2 separate regions of the Homo sapiens genome follow, and region 1 is linked to region 2. Evidence: read pairs that join two places in POLR2A ChIA-PET (ENCODE). Cell type or tissue: A673. All regions are shown on one strand. Links, peaks and the distances in the headings refer to the core of each region. The heading gives the core; the rest is flanking DNA.

Region 1 (11,940 bases), core at 2,511-10,510, 82 kb before region 2:
TATCTATAATATCTAAACTAACTTTTTGTCTGCAATGTGGGATTATAAGACTGATTCTAGTTATGTCCTATGGGTTATAAGATGTATATGACCCATATATGTTAAAAGTAGAAAAGTCCTGTGTATCTGTAATGAATTGTTTTGAATGAACATTTTTATTCTCTAAAAATATCCATTATTGTTGTATTAGTGGTAGTATTGATGTTTTTTGGTTAGTTGACATTTATTAGTTACTGAAGGCTATTTTCAGTCAATAAATATTTATTAAGCCCCTGCTTGGTGTCAGGTTACTTTCCAAGATTACTCAATCACAGTAGCTGAGAATAACAACTCTGAGGTCAGACTGGTGTGTAAATGGATATGTTGTTAAACTTTCTGAGTCTCAATTTCCTCCACCGTAAAATGGGCTTAAGCTGGCACCTGCCTCATATCTTAGTGTTGCAGCAAAGGTGGAATGAGATAACGTGTTGAAAGCAGTTATTAAGGAGTCTGATCTCGTAAAACCTGATTAAATGGAATTATCATTATTATTACTCTACCCTGACCAGGTATTGTGCAGCACTTTCAAAGATCTTATTAACATATCCTTTCATCCTCCCAAGCTGGCAATCACCCAGGGAACCTGAGCAAATAGCACAAGAGAATAATTGAACCATGAATAAAATGTGGGTCTGTGTACCCAGAAGTCCTAGCTAATTCCTGTTTCTACTTTAGGTCTCATATTGGCTTCCAATCTAGCCAGTCTTACTCTAGCAAGCCTTCCCTGCTCTGTTCCTAGTGTGGGTTGGGTGACTTACTCTTTTTCTAGCACTTTCCACAATCACACTGGATTGTCATTAAAAACCATGTGGTGATGTCCTCAGGAAAGTGTACAGTGCTTAATGGAGGGGAGCAACAGGGTTTTGTCCATGACTGGCCTCATCGTCCAGCCCAGTGCCTGGCACATACTAGGTGCTCCATAAATATTTGTTAATTAAACACATTTAAAGTGATTGGCATTAGGGAAAGGGTGAAATAAATAGCCATGGAGTTTTTTTCTCCTTCTTGGCTAGGAAATATTTAATTACCTAATGCTTACAAAGAGAACAGGATGTTTGCCTTCAATGTTATGCAAAGAACCCGCTTCCCTTCCTCCAGAGCTCACTTCTCACCAACTCACCTGCAGAGTACAGCAAGCCTCCTCATATCAAGACATTCTCCATCACAGCTGAGAAAAAATGCTTTCATCTTGCACAACTTGTTCATAATCACTCCAATTTTTCTTCTGGCAGATTGGAGCGCCATGCAAAGTGAAGTTGCATAGGAAATCCCCCTGTAGCCTACTAGGTGCAGAGAAGAGATCTCCACTTCTTTTTCACACACAGAGGGAAGGTTTTCACTCCCTTCAGTGCCCGAGGCAGAGAACTTGGCTGCACAGTATCTCACATTTATTGGCATTCTGGTTTCCTTTAAATGCACTCAAAACACCTTCAGATTTTCTATCTTCTCTGCTCTTAGAATTGCCCTCTGATGTAAGGAAAGAAAGAATAGAATTTCTCAATGTGTCTCTTGGATCAAACTATTAGAATTATTTGGGATGGGCGGGGCGTGGTGGCTCCCGCCTGTAATAGCACTTTGGGAGGCCGAGGCAGGCAGATCACAAGGTCAAGAGTTTGAGACCAGCTGGGCCAATATGGTGAAACCCCATCTTTACTAAAAATACAAAAAGTAGCCAGGGGTGGTGGCAGGCACCTGTAATCCCAGCTACTTAGGAGGCTGAGGCAGGAGAACTGCTTGAACCTGGGAGATGGAGGTTGCAGTGAGCCAAGATCGCGCCACTGCACTCCAGCCTGGGCGACATAGTGAGGCTCTGTCTCAAAAAAAAAAAAAAAGAATTATTTGGAATGCTTGTGAAATACACAGGTCCTTTGACTCCATCCCAGACCTAGTGAATCAGAATCTCTAGAGGTAGAATCTAGTAATATACATTTTAACACCATTCCCAGGGGATTCATATGCACAATAAGGTTGGAAAATTATTCAGTATCCTGCCTAAGGTCACTAAGTGGGTAACTGAACCAAGTTTAAAGTGAGAGATTATCTGATTACAAATTGGTGCCTAATTAAAAATCCTCTTGAGTTGTTGATTTAGAAAGCTTCTGTCCAAAAAGACAGGATTCCTTCTGCCTGAAATGGGAATTCTTTTCATTGCCAGCCCTTCACCCTGTATTCAGGAGCGGGAAGAGCAAGGCAAGTAGGGCTCCATTTTCTATCATTTAGGCTAAGATCTGTGGGGTGAAGTTATAATTATTGTAACTAAACATCTAAACATCTAAGAAAGCGTATTTGTCAATCACTGACATCTTTCTATAAAATGAGGTGAAGGCTACAAGTCTTTTTACTGCTTTGAGACAACCCAGTTGGTTTTTATTTATTTATTTTTTTTCTGGTGACAGCAAAGAGTCACAATCACTGAAGGGAAGCTGAAAAATCATTCTTATAATCTCGAATTTCTTAAACATCCATGCAAAAGGAAACATTACTGCAAATGTTATAGTTAGAGGATTCCTCTTTGCAAGGAAGTCACAGTTGTTGGCTTTTACTTTAGGGTATATGAAATACACCTCACATCGACAGTCAAATTGATGTTTTTCTCTCATTAGAAAGCAGAATCGATAGAGTACCTCATCCTTCCCTCTACATGAGTGATCTTTTCAGAGGGAGGGAAGGAAAAAATGTGATGCCCATGTAGCAAAACAGAATAAATGCCACAATTATTTCCCATGAATAAGATGAAGTGACCTATGTTGACAGACATCAAAGAACTGCAGAGTGAGGAACAAACAAAGCACCCTAGAATTGCAGTATCAGAAAGAAAATGGTTATATGCTGTAGCTGGGATAAAAACAGAAACTGCACCAGATAATTCTTTTTCCCTTGTACAAAATCAGACACCAAGTCTCAAGAAGTTATCTGATATCGAGTGGGAAATTTTTACCATATAAAGTACTTCTAATGAGGAAATAATGTAAAATTTCATGCAATGAAATCATATGTTATATGAAATATGCCTGCTAAGCAAATCAAATACAAGCATTGCACACGGTAAATCAGAACTTTTAAATGTGTAAGTGTCTTGCAATAACTCAACTAAGTCAAGAATGTTTAGATGGCATCCTAACCACCAGCATAACAGTGTAAGTTTAGGTCATCAACAAATTGTTTGTTGACTGCATGTCCACATGATCTGCATAAGTTATGTGATCTCATTCAGTTCATTGGTGCCAAATACCATCTGCATGCTGAGGCCTCCTCAGGTTCTATCTCTATCTCTGAGATTGTCTCTCTAAGACATATATATGACTCATATATATACATACAACTTCCTTCTTGATGTTTATACCTTTGTACCTCATAGCTACTTCCTATTAATTGTGTTCAAAATGAAGCTCATGATTTTTCTCCCCAAATATCTTTCTTTTTCAGGTTTCCCAGTGTTAGTAACGGTGTCCACCAACCACCCAATTGTTCAAAGCTAAAACCTGAAAACTATCTTAATTCCTTAGTTTACTTCTCCCCTAAAATCTAGCCTATTGCCTCCAAAACATGCCTGGAGCCTGTTATCTCTTCATCTGCACCTTCTCCACTCTAATAAAGCCACATTGTCTCTCATCAGACTTCCTATAAAGCCCAAGGAATACTATTTTTGAGAATGTGTCCCAGGGATATAATCACAGTAGCTAATCATGATTAGTGAATAATGTCTATGTGTTATGTTGTTTAAAATATATTTCTAATTATATTATCATAAGAATTCTTCAATAGCTTTATTATCCCAATTTTACATATCAGGAAATAGAATCATGAAAAATTTGAGGTAACTTACTCCATTCCCATAAGTAGTGAAGCTAAATTTGAACCAGGTATTTTTAACTGTGCAACATATGCTCTTAATCACTATATCACACTGCGTTTCCTGGATAAATGTAAAGATTTTACTATTAGGTGTTCATAACAATGTTATAAATATTGAAAATCTAGGTAAATAAACTAGGGTATATGTACCTCTTATTGTATGAAAGATGATCCTATATATTGTTAAGTAAAAACATCAATTTACAAAATAGTATTTCCATTATGACTCCATTTTGGTAAAAAAAAAATTGATATTGTCTGGTGTAAACTAACCAATTCCTTGCACAGTATTTGACACACAGTACTTGTTTCTTGAGTGAATCAATTAATGATCATATATGCATAATCAAGAGGTTAGAAAAATATAAACTTTTAACAGTGCTGATCTGTGGGTTGTAGGTTTATGAATGACATTTATTTTCTGATTTTTATTGGTTAAATTTAAACTTTTCTACACTGAGAATATATTGTTTAAGTAATCAGAAAAATAAAAGAATAAACATTATGTTTTTAAAAATTATTTAAGGTTTGTCTTAAAATGGTTTCTTCCCACAAGTCTATTTTGCTCCACCAAATTTTGTGTGATATTCCTACCTCTTTGGTAGTCTGAGCATTGTAGTCTTTAGCCTAAGCACTTTTATCTGTAGCTCATTTTACCTTGTGTTCTATTTGATGTGATGCTTTACTCTTCTGGGCCATGCTCTGTCTCCTCTTCAGTGGTGCATTTCTTGAGAGCTTGGACTATATTTGATTTATCTTTACAACCCTCTCACTTTCTGAGACAGTACCCTGGATATAGTAAGCACTCACTAAATGCTTATTGTTGAACTCACAGTATCATTCATTTAAAGTCCTATAGAATAATTTGACATGTGAAGAAATTCTAGTCTGCTACTTGATACCCAAGATGCACATAAGTATCTTGCACCAAGATGCAATTTGAACATCTTATAACAATCTATTGGTAATGGCCTGATATATATATACAATACATATATATTACATACATATGTATTATATATGTATAATATATAATATGTAATATTGTATATTGTATATGTATTATATGTATAATATTGTATATTGTATATTATTATATATGTATAATATTGTATATTATATATTATATATGTACAATATACACATATGTATGCATAAATATAATATATACATATACGTTATACATATATGTATGTGTGTATACACACACACACACACACACACACACACACACACACCCACACCCACACCCCTAGCCCTTATAGCCATAATGGGTAACTATACGATTATCCCCATTCCACACCTGAGGAAAACTGAAGCATGGAGACATTAACTTGCCAAGGTAACTGGCTAGTAAGTGATAGAACTGAAATAGAAAAAGCCATTAATAGGAATAAGTAACATGGAAGGGAAAGCTGAATAATTTTTATTGACTTTGAGCGTATAGAAAATTAGGGTAGATTATGCCAATTAAACCCCTTCACTTTCCTTTCAACCAGATTTTTAACTAGTAGCAAGTGAAAGTCATTTATTAATTCACTCAACAAATACTCAACTTCCATTGAGGCAGTGCTAGTGGAGGTTAAATGACATCTAAGATATGTTGGCCAGGGAACCTCCATGCCAGTGGCTGTGTGTTTGTGACCAACCTAATTCTTCTTTTTAAAAAGTTTCTGCCTGTATTCACTATTTTAAAGTGCACTTTCCAAACAAAATAGGGATTGTCATTTTGATCCTGACTCTGACCCAATTGACAGTCAGTTCAAGCAGGCTACTTTTGTATTATGCAACACAAACATTTCAACCTATCTTCAGTTCACGTGTATTCATAATGATCGTCTAAGGGCATATGTGTAAAATGCACATTCCAGGCCCTCATTCTAGACTACTAAGTCAGAGTCTCTATTTTCAAAACAATGTTTAAAGAGCAGGGGCTTTGGAGTCCCAAAGACTGGGTTTGAAAACTGTCTCACCCATTTATAAGCTATAGTGCCTTTGGCAATGTACTTAATATTTTTTGTTTGTTTGCTTGACTTCAATATCCTCATAAGTAATGTAGGAATAAAAATTCTTACCTGTCATAAGGTTTTGGTGAACACTAATTTAGAATGAGGGTCTAATTATAATATTTATATTAATAGCTTACAAATATCGAGTACTTACAAAGTATTGAGCACTGACGCCAATGCTGTATCTGTATTATCTTATTAATTTGTCTTAAGCAAATAATAAACCTGCAACTGGTAAGACCTATAGTTAGAGCAGACACTAGAATTCTCATAATTGATGGGAAGCCAGTCACAACGACAAGATTTAAGTGCAGAGTAAGAGAATAATGGATTACTTGGAACAAGTCATCTAGACTTGTGGTGCCCAAAGCCAGTCCACAACATCAGAATTAACTGGGTAAACTCATTAAAACACATTGTATTGGCCAGGCGCGGTGGCTCACGCCTGTAATCCCAGCACTTTGGGAGGCCAAGGCAGGCGGATCACGAGGTCAGGAGTTCGAGACCATCCTGGCTAACACGGTGAAACCCCATCTCTACTAAAAATACAAAAAGAAATAAAAATTAAAAAAAAATAAGCTGGGCATATTTGGTGGGTGCCTGTAGTCTCAGCTACTTGGGAGGCTGAGGCAGGAGAATGGCGTGAACCCAGGAGGCAGAGCTTGCAGTGAGCCGAGATCATGCCACTGCACTCCAGCCTGGGTGGCAGAGCGAGACTCCGTCTCAAAAAAAAAAAAAAAAAAAATTGTATCACCCTGACCCTTGAAACTCTAACTTAGTAGCTCTTGGAGACCTCAGAGTCTCTATTGTTTAAAAAGTTCAAATGATTTTGAATCATGGCCAAGATTTAAAACAAGGCATTCACTTGAGCTTCATTTTCTTAAGATCCATAAGGTTAGAGAGTAGGTCATTTTTTTCTTTCTTTTTTAAAAAAGTTTCTAATGTCTAGCACAGTGCTGTCATGTAGAAGACACTCAAAAATCTTCTTTTAGGTGACATAAAATGGGATTGATAATTTTCTATCTGTCTTCATAGGGGCTTTAGAAGGATCTTTTGTAAGGCTCTATTTGACAATTCATCTCAAAAATAGATGAGTTTATATACAAATATAATTTTAGATTCAGTAATCCCACTACTGATTCTATATTTAAATAATAAAATCAGTACATAGAAGAGAAATCTGCTCTCCCATGTTTATTGCAGCTCTAGTCACAATAGGCAAATTATGAACTCAACCTAAGTGTTCATAAACAGATGAATAGATACATACAGTGATATATATATATATATAATATGTGATATAAAATGGGATATATAATATATATAATATACACACAAACACACACACATTTTATATATATACATATATATATATATATATATATATACATGTGCAATGGAATATTACTCAGCCATAAAAAAGAATAAAATCCTGTCATGTGGCAACATGGATAAACCTGAAAGGCATTATTAACATAGTTCACTTAATAGTGAAATAAGCCAGGCACAGACAGACAAATACCACATGTTCTCAGTCATATCAGGAACCTAAAAAAGTTGATCTCATAGAAGTAGAGAATAGTGAATAGTGGTTACCAGAGGCCTGGGAGGGTGGTAGGAAGATGGAAAGAGATTAGTCAATAAGTATAAAGTCATAGATCTGAGGAATAAGTTTTGTTCTATAGCACAGTAGGGTGACTATGGTTAACAATATCATATGGTATCTCTCAAAACAGCTAGGAGAGAGGATTTTGAATCTTCTCACCACAAATAAATGATAAATATATGAGGTAATGGATATGCTAATCATCTTGGTTTGATATCATTACACAATATACACATATCAAAACATCACACTGTACCTTATAAATATGTGCAATCGTATCAATTTCTTTTAAATATAATTTTATATGGATTTATTTATTAATTTTAGTGTGTTTTCTCCCACTTTGTAAACATAGAGTATTTGGTTTTTGGTCACCCACTATTAGATTCTCTACAAAGGAATTATAGCAAGATTTTAAATAAACTGCCTCTTTCAAATTCCTCAGATTAATCTTTGCTTGAATTACTTTTTACTCAGAATTGAAGTGCTGCAGAATGACCTGAAGTTCACATGCATTTATGCATGTTAGTTTGAGTATAGTGTTCAATCCTGTCAACTGTTCACTTCATCATTCTTTAAAACTAGTTTTAGACCTGTGTTATACCACATCTGGAATCTAAACCTACCATCAAAGCAGCAAAATCTGTTTCAGGCAAGCCCTACTGCATTCTGCTAGAAGAGCTAAACCGTGATTTAAAATACCCAGAAGTGCTATTCTAGTTCCTTCCAATTGCCTATCATCCAGTGTTTTGTAACGCAGACACCCTTAGGGAGAGTCATGGAGGTCTCCAAGCCCAGGCTTATAAAAGAAGAAAATAAAGAAAATTAAAAAGTTCTTCAGGAGGAGGAAAACTAATGCATTATCCCAGGTAAAGGGCCCTGGAATAGGAAAGTCTCCTGAGAACCAGAAAGGCAATTATATGCTAAGATTGGGATTCAATGTTCTCGTAAGTCATATGACTAGACTTGACTTCTTCAGTCTCCCTCTGCACTTCATGTATTGCCAATGGTCCTCCACATAGAATGAAAGGGAGAGAATTATGGCTGAAAGTCTTAAAATGTCTGGACTCAGAATTCTACAGCGCTGACAGATCATCCTGAAACAAGGCTTGCCTAGTTTAGCCTCTGTCTCTGCAAATCTACTTTACTGAAAGTTCATTTCAGTGCCGCTCATTGGTAGGAATAAAATAAATTTCAACAGAAAAAAAAAACAGGAGAGAAAGAAGTTATTAAATCCATTTCTAGCCTAGAATGCAATTTTGGGGTGTGTGGGGACTTAGATTCATGAAAGTAAAGATGAAAGTTTTTAATTTTGAAATCAGCACAAACTCCCAAGGAGGCAAGGAAAAGGGCATGGGGATTTCTCCTACCTTCTGTGGTTCCAATCTCGATAGTGCCTTTCACTTGGCTGAAGCACCATAGTGTGTCCTGGGTGAGTGTCCCAATTCCTGAAAACAACACAAGGAGACACTTCAGGTTAGGTAAGAGCTCCCAGTTGTTCTTAAGAGACCAACAAGAAAAGAAATATATAGCAGAATCTATGCATTTCTAAAAGGAGACTTGCACACCAGGTATCATCTCGTCAGAGAAGAGACCCTAGTGAGTCCTGAGAGGACGGTCAGTCTGCAAGTACCACGTCCTGCTGTGAATCACTGCTCTGTCTCCTCCGTTTGACCAGGCCAGGACCAGTTTGAACTGGAGCAATTGGAGTTTGTCCCTTCTCAGGCCCTGGCAGCGTCCTGGAGTGGTTACGAAGGACTTGCAGTCATCCCCTGTGTGACTGGCCCTTTTCACGGGAATACTAATGCTTTTGATTGTTTTCCTTCTGTGATGGTGGGGAAGAGAATGAGGCAGTTCGTTAAGGGGTGAGAGGAAAAGAAAGGCAACATTTTTTTTTTAAACTGGGCTTCACAGCTTGCATGGTTGAGCGGCCAGTAAGGGGTCAGATACCCAGAGCACTTCCATCTCTCTTGTTCACTTCTTGACTGCTTGCCAAAGTCAGGCTGACTGCAGAGTAGGGAAAAACAAAAAAAAAACAAGGCTGGGGATGGGGCGGGGTGGCTCACACAGAGTTTGGGAGTCAGTTTCTGACAAATGTGGCCTATTTTGTTCCAAGGTTATTTTTGTTTCAGATCCAGTTGGACATTTGATGGGGCTAAATGTTCTGGGTAATAGTGACTCCTGGTTTCTACAAATATATGTAGCCAATACTAATGAATATATCAATACATATATTAAGAGATATTCTAATTCCTTTACATATTCAAAAGAGTCCTTTACAGAACACTTCTGGATAGCAGGGGTGCCAGTTTTCTTCTCAACAGCATGAACATTCCCCTTCAATTCAACTAGGTTTCAAAATTCAAGAGAATATTGCAGAATCAAATTTTGGGAGATGGTATGAATTTAAGAATGATTAAATTCAGTAGGAAAAAAACCACAAAGTTTCAAAAACAAATTGACCTTTAAAAATGCACAGGGATCTGAGTAGTCATTTTCATTGTCAGCCATAGATTTTTATTGAATTCCTATACGGAAACCTTCATCTGCTTAGCCACACGAGAGGAGCATTGCCTCTCATATGCTCTTCTCAGTGTTGTTGACGGGTTATCTGATGGAAGTAGTATAGAGTCATCATTAAAAGTAGAGACTTTGCAATTAGGCAGGGTTTATAGTTGGGCTCTGACTTGGGACAAGTTTCTAAGCATAATGAGACAGTTTCCTCATCTTAAATGGCAATAATAATGGTACCCATCTCTCAGAGTTGTGGATGTTGAATATGATTAGCACAGTCAAGAAACTTAATAATGGATATTAGTAGTAGTAAAGATTGATTCTAAAGTGTTTCATACTAAAAAAAAAAAAGAAGAACATTGGCTGAGAAAATTTCAGGCACTGTGGTAAGCACTTGACTTAGAGTAACTCCATTCTTACATAAATCATGGGGAGGGCATTATTATCATCCCCACTTTACAGGGGAGGAAACTGAGACTCAGGAATTTTTGGTAACTCCCTCAAGGACACACCTAGCGCATGGCTAGGTTGAGATTTCAATCAAGCCTGTCTGACTTGCAGTATTCCCAGTGTGTAGAGGTTGGATACCCATTTGACAGTTTGGGCCCTTTAGCCCAGTAAGGCTTCACAGCAAGAATCTCATTTGGAAGGCTGAGCTGGAATACAGTTTCAGATATCAAGTAGTAAAGTATCAATGTCTCCTTTGAGATGACACAGGGCTAAAACTTCCTAATAAAATTAGCACCTAGAAGGGGAGAAGGAAGGCCTTTAGCAGCATTTATTAGTGCATAGACAGACACACCCACAGTGCTGATCCTTGCTTATACTTTCTGTTCTGGCCTTGGATTCCAGCATCAGACATTCTTTGACAGGTTCTTACCCTACCTTGTGAGTTGTCAGTGACCCTCTCTACACTGAGTCAATTCTGCTGTTGAGATCTGAGACACATCTGTCTTAGGGAACATTAGCTATAGATGAGATTTCTCCCCAGTTTTTGTCCTGGCACAGTTCCTATATCAATAGTTATGATTCTGGATGTAGATGCTGTTTCTATTTTCACTAAACATGTACTTTAAAGCAAGCAGACATATGCAACTCTGAAACACATACATGCATACATACAAACCTAGGCATATTTAAATATGAGCCTATGTCTAGATATTTGTACTACTTCAGAGAATTTTAGCTCTAGGAGGAACCTGGCTTATGTGTGAAATTAATTTATTTCACATCTGAAAAACCCAAATCATGGAAGTTACTGACTTGGTGAATTCACTAGGAATAATGTGACCAATTCACATACCAATGCCAGTTCCTGATGTTTACTCATAGATAGGGTTGCCCAGAGGCATAAGCTCGTTGATGAGAGTTGGTTGATTACTGTGAGGGTTCCAGGCAGCCAAGATATTGTCAGTGTTTTTGTCCAAGGCAGGCTTCCACTGGACCCAATTTCTGTCTCCCACCAATATTATTGCCAAATGAGGGAATTAGTGATGCAAAGAAAGTTTGGACCATGCCATTTCTTTCCTAAAAGTGCTAAGCAGCCGCTGAAAACACAAATGCCTGGATGGATTAGGATGTAAATGAGACAAGCTGTCCAGGTGTCAGATATTCAGTGATTTGACACTTGATCTCAGTCTGTGATCATCTCAAAAGTGGCAGGAATGAAGGAACTGGAGGATTCAGGCTTTGCCTGAAGGTCAGCAGCTATTCAGCTCCAGCTAAATGTTGCCATGAAAAATTTCAGCCCAGTGTGACCAGATTGGCTGATATTTTTCAGAAGAGGCCAGAAATCTGGATTATTATGTGAATAATCCAAATGTTCAAATAACTCCAAATTTTTTAATGTTATCAGTAAGTTCAAATTAGAAGACTCACACAGCATGGCTCACACAGCATAGGGCAAACATCATATCT
Region 2 (11,940 bases), core at 2,090-10,089:
GGTTTGGCAACTCACTGGTTGTACATCCTTAAGCAAGTTACATAACCTTTTTGAGTTTCAGTTTTTTTTCTCATCAGTGGGAAATAATGGCTAGTTGGTAGGTTTATCATGAGGACTGATGAGCTATGATGTTTGTAAGTCCTAAGAAAGTGCCTCATACAAAACAGAGGCTCAGTAAATGTTAGTTGTTATGATGATTATTCATAATATCTTACACCTTGGAGTCTACAATTTGTCTTCTGAAATTATAGATTTAGCTCAGGTATTGGATCTTAGCAAATGTTCAATGTATAACCCATTACTGTTATTATTGTTGTTATTCTAAAACCTAGATTTAGTGAATTTACATTATAAAATAATTACTATTAAGTATATGTGATTATACTAAATATGAGGGATGACATACGGCACTATAGAATTCAACAGTTGGTATTAATTGAATATTGAAATGTGCATGTGATATGGATGATACCGGGTGAATAGTAGCTCAACAGACAAGGCTTAAAGAGTGTTTACTCCTTGCAAGCATAATACTAAGAATTCTAAAATCTCACTACATTATTTATTGATCCTTCATATAATCCTTGAAAGGGATCATTATGCCCATTTTGTATATAAAGAAATCTGAAGCTTAGAAAAGCTAAGTAGCTTGCTGGAGGTTCACACTTGCATATGGGTAAGACGTAATTCAAATTCACTTTCACCTGACTGCAAAACACTTGTCCTTAACCCCTAAGCTAGTGACTCAGAGTGAAGCCACTTGGAGCTCTACCCTGTCAACAGCTGCGTGTTCTTTGAAGGATATAGGAAAATTACATATGTATGCAGTGACCCTCTGGAAACTGGAAGGAATAGAGAAGTCTGAGACATTGTCTTAATCTTTTTTATAATAGTCTTATATTTAGACTGTATTTCGCTAATACAGCCTGGGCTTTCCACAAAATAATTTAAGATAATGAAGTTTCCCTGCAGTAAATATTCATCCCATTAAAAATAACTGAACTCCAGAAACAGAACAGAATAGGAACTCAGTGAATGCACTGACATAATGACAGACACTGGGAGGGACCTGGCCTTCACCGGTGTGCCATGCTGTTTCCTTTTGTTGAATGCCTCCAGTGAGAAGTCCGTGGAGTGGCAGCCCCAGTAACTGGTTAAGAATTCAGACTTGGGGGCCACGTGCGGTGGCTCATGCCTGTAATCCCAGCACTTTGGGAGGCCAAGGCAGGCGGATCACTTGAGGTTAGGAGTTCGAGACCAGCCTGGCCATCATGGTGAAACCCCGTCTGTACCAAAATTACAAAAATTAGCCGGGCGTGGTGGCAGGCACCTGTAATCCCAGCTACTCAGGAGGCTGAGGCAGAGGAATTGCTTGAACCCGGGAGGCGGAGGTTGAAGTGAGCCCAGATCACACCACTGCACTCCAGCCTGGTTGACAAGAGTGAGACTCTGTCTCAAAAAAAAAAAAAAAGAAAAGAAAAGAAAAAAAAATTCAGACTTGGGAGTCAGGCAGATTTGAGTACCAGTCCCAGGCCTGACATTTATTGAATGTACAATCTTGAACAAGGGTTTGACTTCTCTGGGGCTCCATTTCCTTATATGCAAAATGTTTATCTTTATCTATTACCCTTATCTATCTCTTTGGGGTTTGTGAGCATTAAGTGAGCTAATGCGGGTAAACCACTGGGCACCATACTGGATGGCAGAAAGCACTCAATGGTGGTAGCTGGTCCTGCGGTAAATGGCTTTCACACAGGGATGGTTCCAACAGAGATATCTAAATGCAAACAAGTGCCTAGTAAATGAACACTCAAAGGTTAAGTACTTAAACCGAAGGAGTAAAATGTTCAACGTGAGTTTATGTTTTTCTGTTAGTTCTATTCTTTGCTGAAGCTAAGGAGGGGTGGTAAGGAGCCACTGGTATTTGTATAGGGGAATCTCATTTCCTTTAGTGCAGGAGTGTGTCCATACCCGGAACCGCCCCTCGCTATGGAAACCAGCACAGGCAGTCCCACAAAGCCCTTGAATGTTTAGCAATTTCCCAAATCATAGCAACAAGCCAGAGAAAAGGATGCAGCTGAAAATAGCAAAGGTGGAGACCCAAGAGGCAGTGGGGTCACTCCTAATGCTGAGCAAGTTTTTAGTAATCTTATCTGCTATGCCCCCAGCATCTTTTCTTTTGTTAAAAAGCTGTGGCAAAAATAATGCTGTCAGCAAAATGCAGAGAGCAGTGAGTCTGATGTAAAATAATGATTCCGTTCTCTAAAGGCTCATGGTTCTTTACAGTCATTGTATACCACATGCTTTTGAGGCTGGAAGTTGACAGGTAACATCAGAGGGAAGAAAAGGAGAATTAATTTGCTTAGTCTGGACTGCTATTGAGAACCTGGGCTGTAGATTTGGCTCAGCCACAAAATCAAGACATAATATGCACAAGCCCTTTTGCCTGTGAAGCCCTGGCCTCAGTTTCTTCACCTTTGAGATGAATGGTTTCTAAAGAGAAGCTGAGCTCCATGAAGGCAGGGCTTAATGAATCCTTGGTACCTATAGTAAGGCCTGACACACAGCAGGTGCTGAATAAATCAGATATTATTGTTATCAAACTAGCAAAGTTAAGACGATCCTTTACTTTGCTATTGAGACTCCCTTCTATGAGCATATCGAAGAAGCTATGAGTCCAAAACTAGCCAAGTAACCCTTTAAAAGAAGTGACGCTGCCTTTCCAAAGCCAGGCTAATACTGCATACAGACTACACAAGGGCCAAGATGCCCAGCCCAAAGCTGAATGAATCCTTCTTAGAATCACAGGGTTGTGAGGAGCACTTGAGGTCCTCCTTCTCTGCATCACCATCAGAGCCTCTCCACTGAATGGGAAGGCTGCAGTATTTGGAGGAAGCCCAGCTGTTTGAGGGAATAGCAATAGCTAACCCTTCACAGCTTAGAAACATTGTCTTATTTGGACAGAAGTCTTGTGAGAAAGGGAAGTGGGTGGCTTATCCAATGTAGGATGAAGAAACTGAAACTCAGACAAGGTATCCACTTGATCAAAGTTAATTCATTGGTAAGTAGAACAGCCAGGAATTGAGCCTGAGAATTTAAACTCCAAGATCCCAGCATTCCATAGTAAGAAACTGTGGATCCCCATCTGTTCCCACACTATGCTCAAAGATCCTGTGTCCCGAGCAGAACAGTAATTCGTAATAACCAGCATTCATTGCTCCTAGCATTACCAGATACTGTAACTCAGGCACTGTTCTCAGCACATTACATGTTAACACATTTCATCACAGCAATGCTGTGAGGCAGGCACTACTTTTATTCCCAATTCAGAGATGAATGAAGCACATAGATTTTGAAGTAGCTTGCCAGAGTTTACCCAGCTACCAAGGGAGGCTGTAGGTAATCAGGGAATCATTAAGTCCCTTTCTCCCACTCATGAGAGAGTGTCTGGGAGGTTGGGGTTTAGGAAGAGCCCCTCCATCTTTAGCTCACCAAAATGTGCCTAGGGAATCCAAAGAGGTCTGACTATGTTTGAGGATGGAAATTGGCCAGCGTCTGTCATCTCAGGTTTGCAGCTGCCAACACCAAAGGGATATATTCCCTTTCCTTTGTGGAGTCATGCATCATGACCTCCTTCTCTATTTCCAGCAGCTGCACCCTTTCATTTTGCCAAAAGTTTTCTCACTGATTAAGGCAGGTCTGAGAGAAGAGTTGGCCTGGGATTTCCAGGAGCCTCTTCTGTCACTGGCTCCTCTGAGTGAGGATTAGATAGCAAAGGTAGGGCAAGGAGAAGGTAGGGCCATTAGAAAACCCATTTGGTTTTCAAACACCTACCATGTGACAAACACTGAAATTAGCCCATTCACTCATTCAAAATGAGTTTACTGGGCACCTATTATGTGCCAACCTGGCTGTTCAATATTAATTAATTTTAAAATACCATTGGTCATCTATAAATATGAAGCCTGATAATAGGCATTATGCGTGAGTGATGATGGTTATGATAAAATTAATATTTATTAAAAACTTACCAGTGTTCTAAGGATATGCCATTTAATGATTTAATCATCATGACTGTAAGATTACTACTATTACTGTTTCTATTTTATAGACCATAAAACATATGGCTAGAAGTTTAATAAATTAGCCAATATCACACAAGGGGTAATTTGTAGAGCCTGGATATAAAAATGACTAGAACTCAGTCCCAGCCTTAGGGGAGGCTCAGTCATTGTAACCTATTCACCCCTCACAACAACCCAGTGAGATAAGCAGTACCATTACTTGCATCATGGATTATGCCTGTTTGATTTTTACAATTTCAATTTTAAGTTCTTAGTGGGAGAACCACACATGAAATACCCATTTTTCATAGAACATGACCTCTAATGGCAAAGCAATTTTTCAGCAGATATTCGATGAAATAAGGACCTTTTCCAATGCTTAGGTTTACATAAAATCATACCCAATATACTTTAAATGTGATTCAATTTCATTTAACTAATGAGAAACTGAGGCTTAGGAAGCTTAAGTGACCTTCTGAGGCCCCATTGCTAGTAAGTGGCAAACCCAGTTTGTGCTCTTCTACCAAAGCACACTTGCAAATAGACCTGTGGAAAACTTAGTTTGTAAGGTGTCTGGAATGCTAATTGATTATATCTTTCTGGGGAAGACAACTCTTTATTCTCAACAGGCTCGATATGAGTTTTAGAGATTTCTGATCAACTCTGAGAAACTGTCAAAGCCAAACCCTGGTTTTGGTTTTCTGTGCAAACATTGACAAAAGATGTATGTATTTGCTGGGCGATAGACATTTAGGATCTAGCCCAGGTGCTGGTTTGGATGCCTGAAGTAGAACACTCTAAGCATAATGGAGAAATCCTGCATTTGTACAATAGCATCCTTGCAAAGTATGAGGAAATTAATGTGTTCTTACAAATATGTTCTAAAACGGCAAATTATTGAGGAAGTTGGGAAGCTTCAGAGATGTTCTCAAGAGAGCTGTCATTGCAGGAAATACTCATAACCCACTCTTTGGTGCCTTAACTGAAGACAAAATTTTTGCATGGATAAACTTTTCTCCTGGGGCATGACTGGCATTCTGAGCACAGACATGCATGTGTGAACTTGAGATACTGGACAAATCTTTTTAGCTCTCTGGTCCCCAGTTTCCCTGTTTATTAAATGGGAAAATATAGAAAGAAATCTTTCTGTAACATTTTCTGGGATCATGGACTCAGGAAACTTTGCAAATCTAAAAAAATTTCAGAATCTTCTCTCCCAAAATGTGTAAATTTTTGTTTCATAAGTACACAGGCCCCTGAAGCCCAGTAACGTTTCCCCTAGATGTCTATGAATCCCAAGTGTAGTCTATTTCTAAATTCAGTTTTAGGGGAAATATGTATTATTTCTAACAATCAAAGTTTTGGATTTCTTGTATGCCTGGGCAGCCATCCATTCCTGCTCCTCCACTACCAAGTGACTTAGCAGCTTATGTCAAAGTTCTAAGGGAAGTCTTTCAGATTAATAGATGTGTGCCCAAGACTAACAAAGAGATCAGCTCCTTCAGAACTTCCCTTCAATATTTAACTTTGTGAAAAAATAATCCTTTTAGTGGGAAGAGCTGCTCTACCAGGCTCGAAGAGGGTATAAGATTACCAGCCTAATAACTTTCAGGAGTAATATGCTCCTTGATGTCAACTATTTGTTGCTGGGAGAACATAAATAACTATTTTGATGCTCTTCATTAAAGAAGCAGTTATCTGGGCTTTTTATTCAGTCAACTAATATGGCTTGAGTAATCATTATATGCAAGTATTTGGGAAATACAAAGATGATTCATTAAATGACCTTTTCTTTAAACATATTACAAATGTTTTACTGGCCTTACTAATTCCAAAATATGTTTTTGCAAGTATTATTTTGCCCTTGTTTTTCACATTGCCCTATTTCCATGTATATTTCATGTATGTAGAGATATGTGTGCATGTACATATTCATGTGTTTGTGAGTTCATATTCCTTGCAAATTTATCTGCAGGAATTTGGGGAGGGTTTGACTTGAGGTTGCATTCCTTTAGAGAAAAACTGCGTTTCCTCTCTGGGTATATTACCTGTATAGTACTATAGTATAGTACTGATTTAGGAGATCTCTTTTATCAAATTCTTCTTTGGAGATGTTTTATACATTACAAGAAATATAAATTTGGCCACAAACCCACATAAGGACTAACTTGGAGTTATGAAAATCTCAAGAAAATGTTTATATATTCTTTTTTTCCCCTTCATTCAGTACTGTTTCATCCAAACACTGAGTTGATTTCTCATTTCCCCTTAGTTTGAAGATACAGCCCTTTGGGGATCCCAGGAGTTGGGATTTCCTATTTGATTCCCAACCTTTTAAGGGTTGTAGACTTTATCATCTGTTCATTGTGCAAGCTTAAAAATGGAAGTTCAATGTCACCATTTTTCTGGAGATCCCTGCTGGGATTATTTCTGTTTACCTTCATTTTTCCTCTCTGCAGTTTTCTGCTATCATATGACTTATAGTTTACCTTAAATTACTCCAGCATATAAAGCGATATATTGCAAATTTTGATGTGTGCATACATTTCATTCATACCTTCAGAATAGTTACATCTCATTAAAAAACCCTCATCATAAATCCATAATCCAGAATTGATTTCTACAAGCCCTTCAACTCTTCTTGTCATAATACATGCAAGAGCCATACTCAAATTATGATCTAGGACCAGCAGCATTAGCATCATCTGACAGCTTATTAGAAATGCAAATTGTTGAGCCCTTCCACGAACCTACTGAATCAGAATTTTCTGGGCTGGGGTCCAGGAATCTGTGTTTTAATCCGCTCTCCAGAAACAATGGGGAAGGCATGTCTTGTGACAGGAAGAGGAAAATTTTGAGCAAAGACCAAGGCTAGAAAGAGGTACATGGGAATAGTAAGTCATTCAGTTTGGCAAGAGCTTCTGTTTAGCTGGGACAGATCATTGAGCCCATATCACTGATGAGTTTAAAATTTAATTACATTCTTTTTTAGTCTCTTAATATTCTACAGGAAAATGGAAAGTAATGGAGACAGGACAGTCTTGGGATAAAGCAATGAGTTCTTTCCTAAGACCCATGGAAATAACTCAGAACACTACCACTGTGATCTGTGAAAGGCGTAAGGAAAATCCACAGAGGCTGATGCTAATATTAGCCCAAGGCTTGGAATCCTACTGATGCATTTTACAGCCCTGTGTTGGCAAAGAGCACATGGAAATGTATTTTCACAATAAAAATCAGAAGGCTTTGGGAGAAGATTGCCAAGTGCACAGATGCAGGGGATGTTAATTATTCTCATGGACAAAGCACCTAAGGACTTTGTGTGAATTATTAAAATGCTGTGCTAACTTATTGCATTTGAATGTCAATTGACTGGATATCAGTGTTAAGAGATCTTTACTTCAGGAAAAAATAATAAAATTTCTAGTATTCCCTCCCTGACAGAGCTGCTATTATTGTTGCCTTTATTGAATTACATGGTATGGAAATTGGAATGGCAATATGTCTGTACAAATACAGACACTGAGGCTTTTCTTAGGAAAAGGTGGGAGAACAAAGAGACATTAGAATTTGTATCAATGATTCTTCCTTTGAGGAAATAATGTCATCAGCTTTCCCAAGAAATGCCATCTTGACATTTAATTGTACAACATCAAAGGAAAGCACTTACACAGTTAAAGGGAGGGCTTTATTGGAAGAAGGCAGGGGACATGGGAGGCAGTGGAGTGTTCAGAGCTGCCAATAAATGACTTTCTGATTGATTCCTTATAGATGTCTGCATACAAATTAATCTCATTAGTGCCTCCAAAAACGTAGATGGCAAACACCTAACTTGTGAAGATTAAAGAAAAATAGATTTAGTGTATTCTGCAACATTTCTGGCATATAGTAGGTGCTCAATAAATGAAAGTTTTCATTTTTATTAATGAAGCAAAGATGACCAACCAAGACCAGACTCAGACCACATGGCTGACTGTCCATTGTGTTTATCTGCCCAACGCTTATTCCTTCTTCTGTTGCTAATTACGCGCTACTTCTATTTTGGAGAATGACTCCTTCCCAATTGTACAATTTTGGAGGGGAATTTTGTCATTCCCCTGCAGAGAGGGCTTGAAGTCCAAGGCAAGGTCAATCGGATGCTTCCTTTCTAGATGGTAACCAAAAGCCTGAAAGCAAGCCTGCTGAACAAAATGGACATTCATTACTGCTCCCAGATCCCCAAAGCTCTGTGATTCTTGTCCTTTCCAAGGACTGGTTCTTCAACTTTCTCTTCAATTCTTTGAGATTTCTGTTGCCTGAAAACAAATCCCAACTGATACAGAATATGAGTACTAACAACATCTTCAATATCATCTAATTCTGCTATCTTATGGAGGAGAAAACTGGGGCCCAGAGAAAAAAAGAAGTTTTTGTTGTGTTTTTAGTCACAGTGACAGAGCTGGGACTGAAGCTGTTTTGGATCGCGCGCCAGTGTTCTTTTCATTCTTCATCATGATTTCTAACCCTGGTTAAGGTGCTACCTTTCCGACAATCTGTGGACATTGGAGAAAGTTCTTCTGGAACAGTCCCCAGGTTTGTAGCAAATGTCAGCAACTTGGTGCTGTTCTAGCCACAGACGGAACTGAGCTGTGAGGTGAGATGCCCCGCCCACTTAGCCACTGCCTCATGGCAGTCTCTAGGGAGAAAAAAAAAGACCATGAAGCAGCAGGGATGGTACTCACTAATTTTTCTTTTTAAAGGAGAATCTAATGTTCTTGGCTTTTTGCTTTCAAATTATCCTGGACAAGCAGAGATTTCATTCAGGTAGCAACTGTCCATAGGACTTGTCTTCCCGCCTTCCCTTCCCCCTTCTTCTCTTCCTTCCTTTTCATTTTTCCTTCTTCCTATTCTTCTTCCCTCCCTCCAAATATGATTATAGTTTGGCTTCTCTATATACCTTTGAATATGTCACTACTTTCAAGCTCATTAATGAATGATAGGAGAGGGGAAAACTCAATCAGCAAAGAGGTAATTTTTCCTTAACTATATTTAAGATAGAAATGACTACATAACTTATATTAAGGTTTTATGACTTAAAATTTTATATAAATGGTAATAACTGATAAAATTATACACTGTAACACAGTAATTGGCAGCTCAGACTCCAGAGGCAAAAGGCACCTGGTTCAAATGCTGGCCCTGCTGCACATGAGACTGCAGACAAGTAACACGTTCTAAGGGTTCTCTTCTTTCATCTGCAAAATGGAGGTTATGAAAATAGTATTACCATGATGGACAAGCTAGTTGCCAATATAACTTACATTTCAAAACTCTTTGCTCCTTGCTCATGTCTATTTGAGACAAAAAAGGAAAAAAGTTGGTTGGGTGCAGTGGTTCACGCCTGTTAATCCCAGCATTTTGGGAGGCCGAGGCAGGTGGATCATGAGGTCAGGAGATCAAGACCATCCTGGCTAACACAGTGAAACCCTGTCTCTACTAAAAACACAAAAAAATTAGCCGGGTGAGGTGGCGGGCACTTGTAGTCCCAGCTACTTGGGAGGCTTAGGCAGGAGAATGGCGTGAACCTGGGAGGCAGAGCTTGCAGTGAGCCGAGATTGTACCACTGCACTCCAGCCTAGGTGACAGAGTGAGACTCTGCCTCAAAAAAAAAAAAAAAAAAAAAAAAAGATTAAATAGTTTCTTTCCTAGCTTTTATTGCAGCTAGGGTTAGCCAGGGGAAATGAAGTTACATTTCTGGATAGTGGGGTAAAAGTAGAAATCTGTTGGGCGATTCTCGGTAAACTCTCCCTTCCAAAAAAAAAAAAAAATTTGTGACTGCCCTCTTCCATCTTTCTTCTTAAATTAAATGAAGATGTGATGCCAGGAGCTACAGCTGCCATCTTGTAACCATGAGGAAATTAGCATGAGAGTAAGATCAAGATACTCACTGTGATGCTAATCTTGATAGCCAACTATCAGTGGCCATTTATCTCTTAATGTCTTTTTTTGTGAGAAAAATAAACTACATTTAGAATGCCAAGGTCAAGTGTTCTTTTATCAGGTGGAACCATATGAAGTTGTCAAGAATTTTTGACTTATAAAACCAACTTCATATAGTTTTGTAAAGTTAAAAATGCTTATTGACAAGTATCAATGCCCATTTATCTCTTAATTTCTTTTTGTGAGAAAAATTAACTATGTTAATTTTCAAGCATTCCTTTATTAGTTGTCAATAATTAATATTTTTAACTTACAAAAATAGTAGTTTTATACTGTTAAACTTAATGTTTGTAGCTAGAACATTCCTAATCAGTTGTTTGTCTCATATTATAAAGGGATTAATAGATATAAAGCATTTCTCATATTGCCTGGCACCTGCTCAATAAATGTTAAGTATCATATTTCCTCCATATTAGGGTACTTAAATATATCTGAAAGTAGAATAAATCTTGCAATGTAAATAATTAATGTGCTATTGCTTCTTTCCTTTTTCTCCTGAGGATGCCGTTAGTTTTTCTTATATTAGAAAATAGTTAAAAATTGATTTGATATGGTACCATGATTAAGTTATAGAATTAGCAAGCACTCAATCCACATTAATTAATCACTTTAGTAAATTAAGCTTATAATAAGTGTCTTCCTCAAAAAAAAAAGTGGTTTTTTTGTTGTTGTTGTTGTTTTTTAGTATTTGGAACAAAAACAGCATTATTTTAGTAAAGGGCTATTTTATGAAGATTTCTACCATTATTTTGGACCAAGTAATAAATGTATAAGAAATAAAGAACCTCAAAATTTTTTTGCAAGATCCTCAAAGGGTGTTTGAATTTAAGTCATTCATGCAGAAACCAGCTAATGCCAACTTGGCAATTAAAGAAAGAGCTCTCTTAATGTGTCTGGTGTTCAACAATCTCTTTTCAAGTTACTTTTTAAAATATATCTGGGGCTTCCTCTAAAACAACAGTCCCCAACATTTTTGGCAACAGGGACGGGTTTTGTGGAAGACAATTTTTCCATGGACTTGGGAGGGGGTGGCTTCAGCATGATTCAAGTGTATTACATGTATTGTGTACTTTATTTCTGTTAATACATTGTAATGTATAATTAAATAATTATTCAACTCACTATAATGTAGAATCAGTGGGAGCCCTGAGCTTGTTTTCCTGCAACTAGGCAGTTCCATCTGGGGGTAATGGGAGACAATGACAGATCATCAGGCATTAGATTCTTATAAGGCATTCGAAACCTAGATCCTCACATGCACGGTTCACAATAGGGTTCCTACTCCTGTGAGAATCTAATGCCGCTGATCTGAGAGGAGGTGGAGCTCAGGTGATAATGGGAGCAATGGGGAGTGGCTGTAAATACAAATGAAGCTTCACTCACTCACCTCCTGTTGTGTGGCCTGATTCCTAACAGGCCATGGACTGTCATCAGTCCATGGTCTGGGGGTTGGAGACCCCTGCTCTAAAAGTCTCCTTTGCACCAATGAGATTTGGGGTACCTACTGTCCTCACACCTTGTCATCCATCAACCACACTTCTTTTCATTGAAAAATGGCTTGTTTACTCAGAATTCATGTTGTATAACCAATTTTACAGAACTGCACCATCTAGAATTGAGTGCCTAATATCGTCCAGAAATGGTTCTAAGTCTGTGGTTTGTAACCCATTAGTGGATCATGGCCAACACTTTTTAGTAAGACATAGAATAAAACAGAATAGAAAATATCACAGTATATCTTAGGTAGTAAGAGTATTATTTCATGAAACTTTTTAAACATAAATAACATTTTAATGAAAATAACTATACTTTTCAAAACAAAAAAATGAGAAGAGTGTTATTGCTTTATATTTTAGTGAATCTTTTGAATGTCTGTCTTAAGAGAAGACAGCCAGAT

Evidence for each region. ChIA-PET counts read pairs that join two places held together with the same protein. Peaks named below come from ENCODE experiments on the same cell type or tissue, not always from the same donor. Only the 100,000 strongest peaks of a DNase experiment are listed, where the experiment ranks them.
Region 1: POLR2A ChIA-PET joins it to region 2 with 11 read pairs; 2 of 35 experiments call an interaction of 5 or more read pairs at or near these places.

Annotation. Positions count from the first base shown.
Region 1 is chr5:147,072,180-147,084,119 of GRCh38, forward strand. It overlaps a transcript of PPP2R2B not described here. Among named protein-coding and RNA genes, the nearest start is that of STK32A-AS1, 160 kb to the right of the region's middle. In A673, for the core only: no CTCF peak of the experiment used is centred there; no DNase peak of the experiment used is centred there; H3K27me3 peaks cover 349 bases.
Region 2 is chr5:147,154,241-147,166,180 of GRCh38, forward strand. No RefSeq gene overlaps it. Among named protein-coding and RNA genes, the nearest start is that of STK32A-AS1, 75 kb to the right of the region's middle. In A673, for the core only: no CTCF peak of the experiment used is centred there; a DNase peak (open chromatin) is centred at 6,841.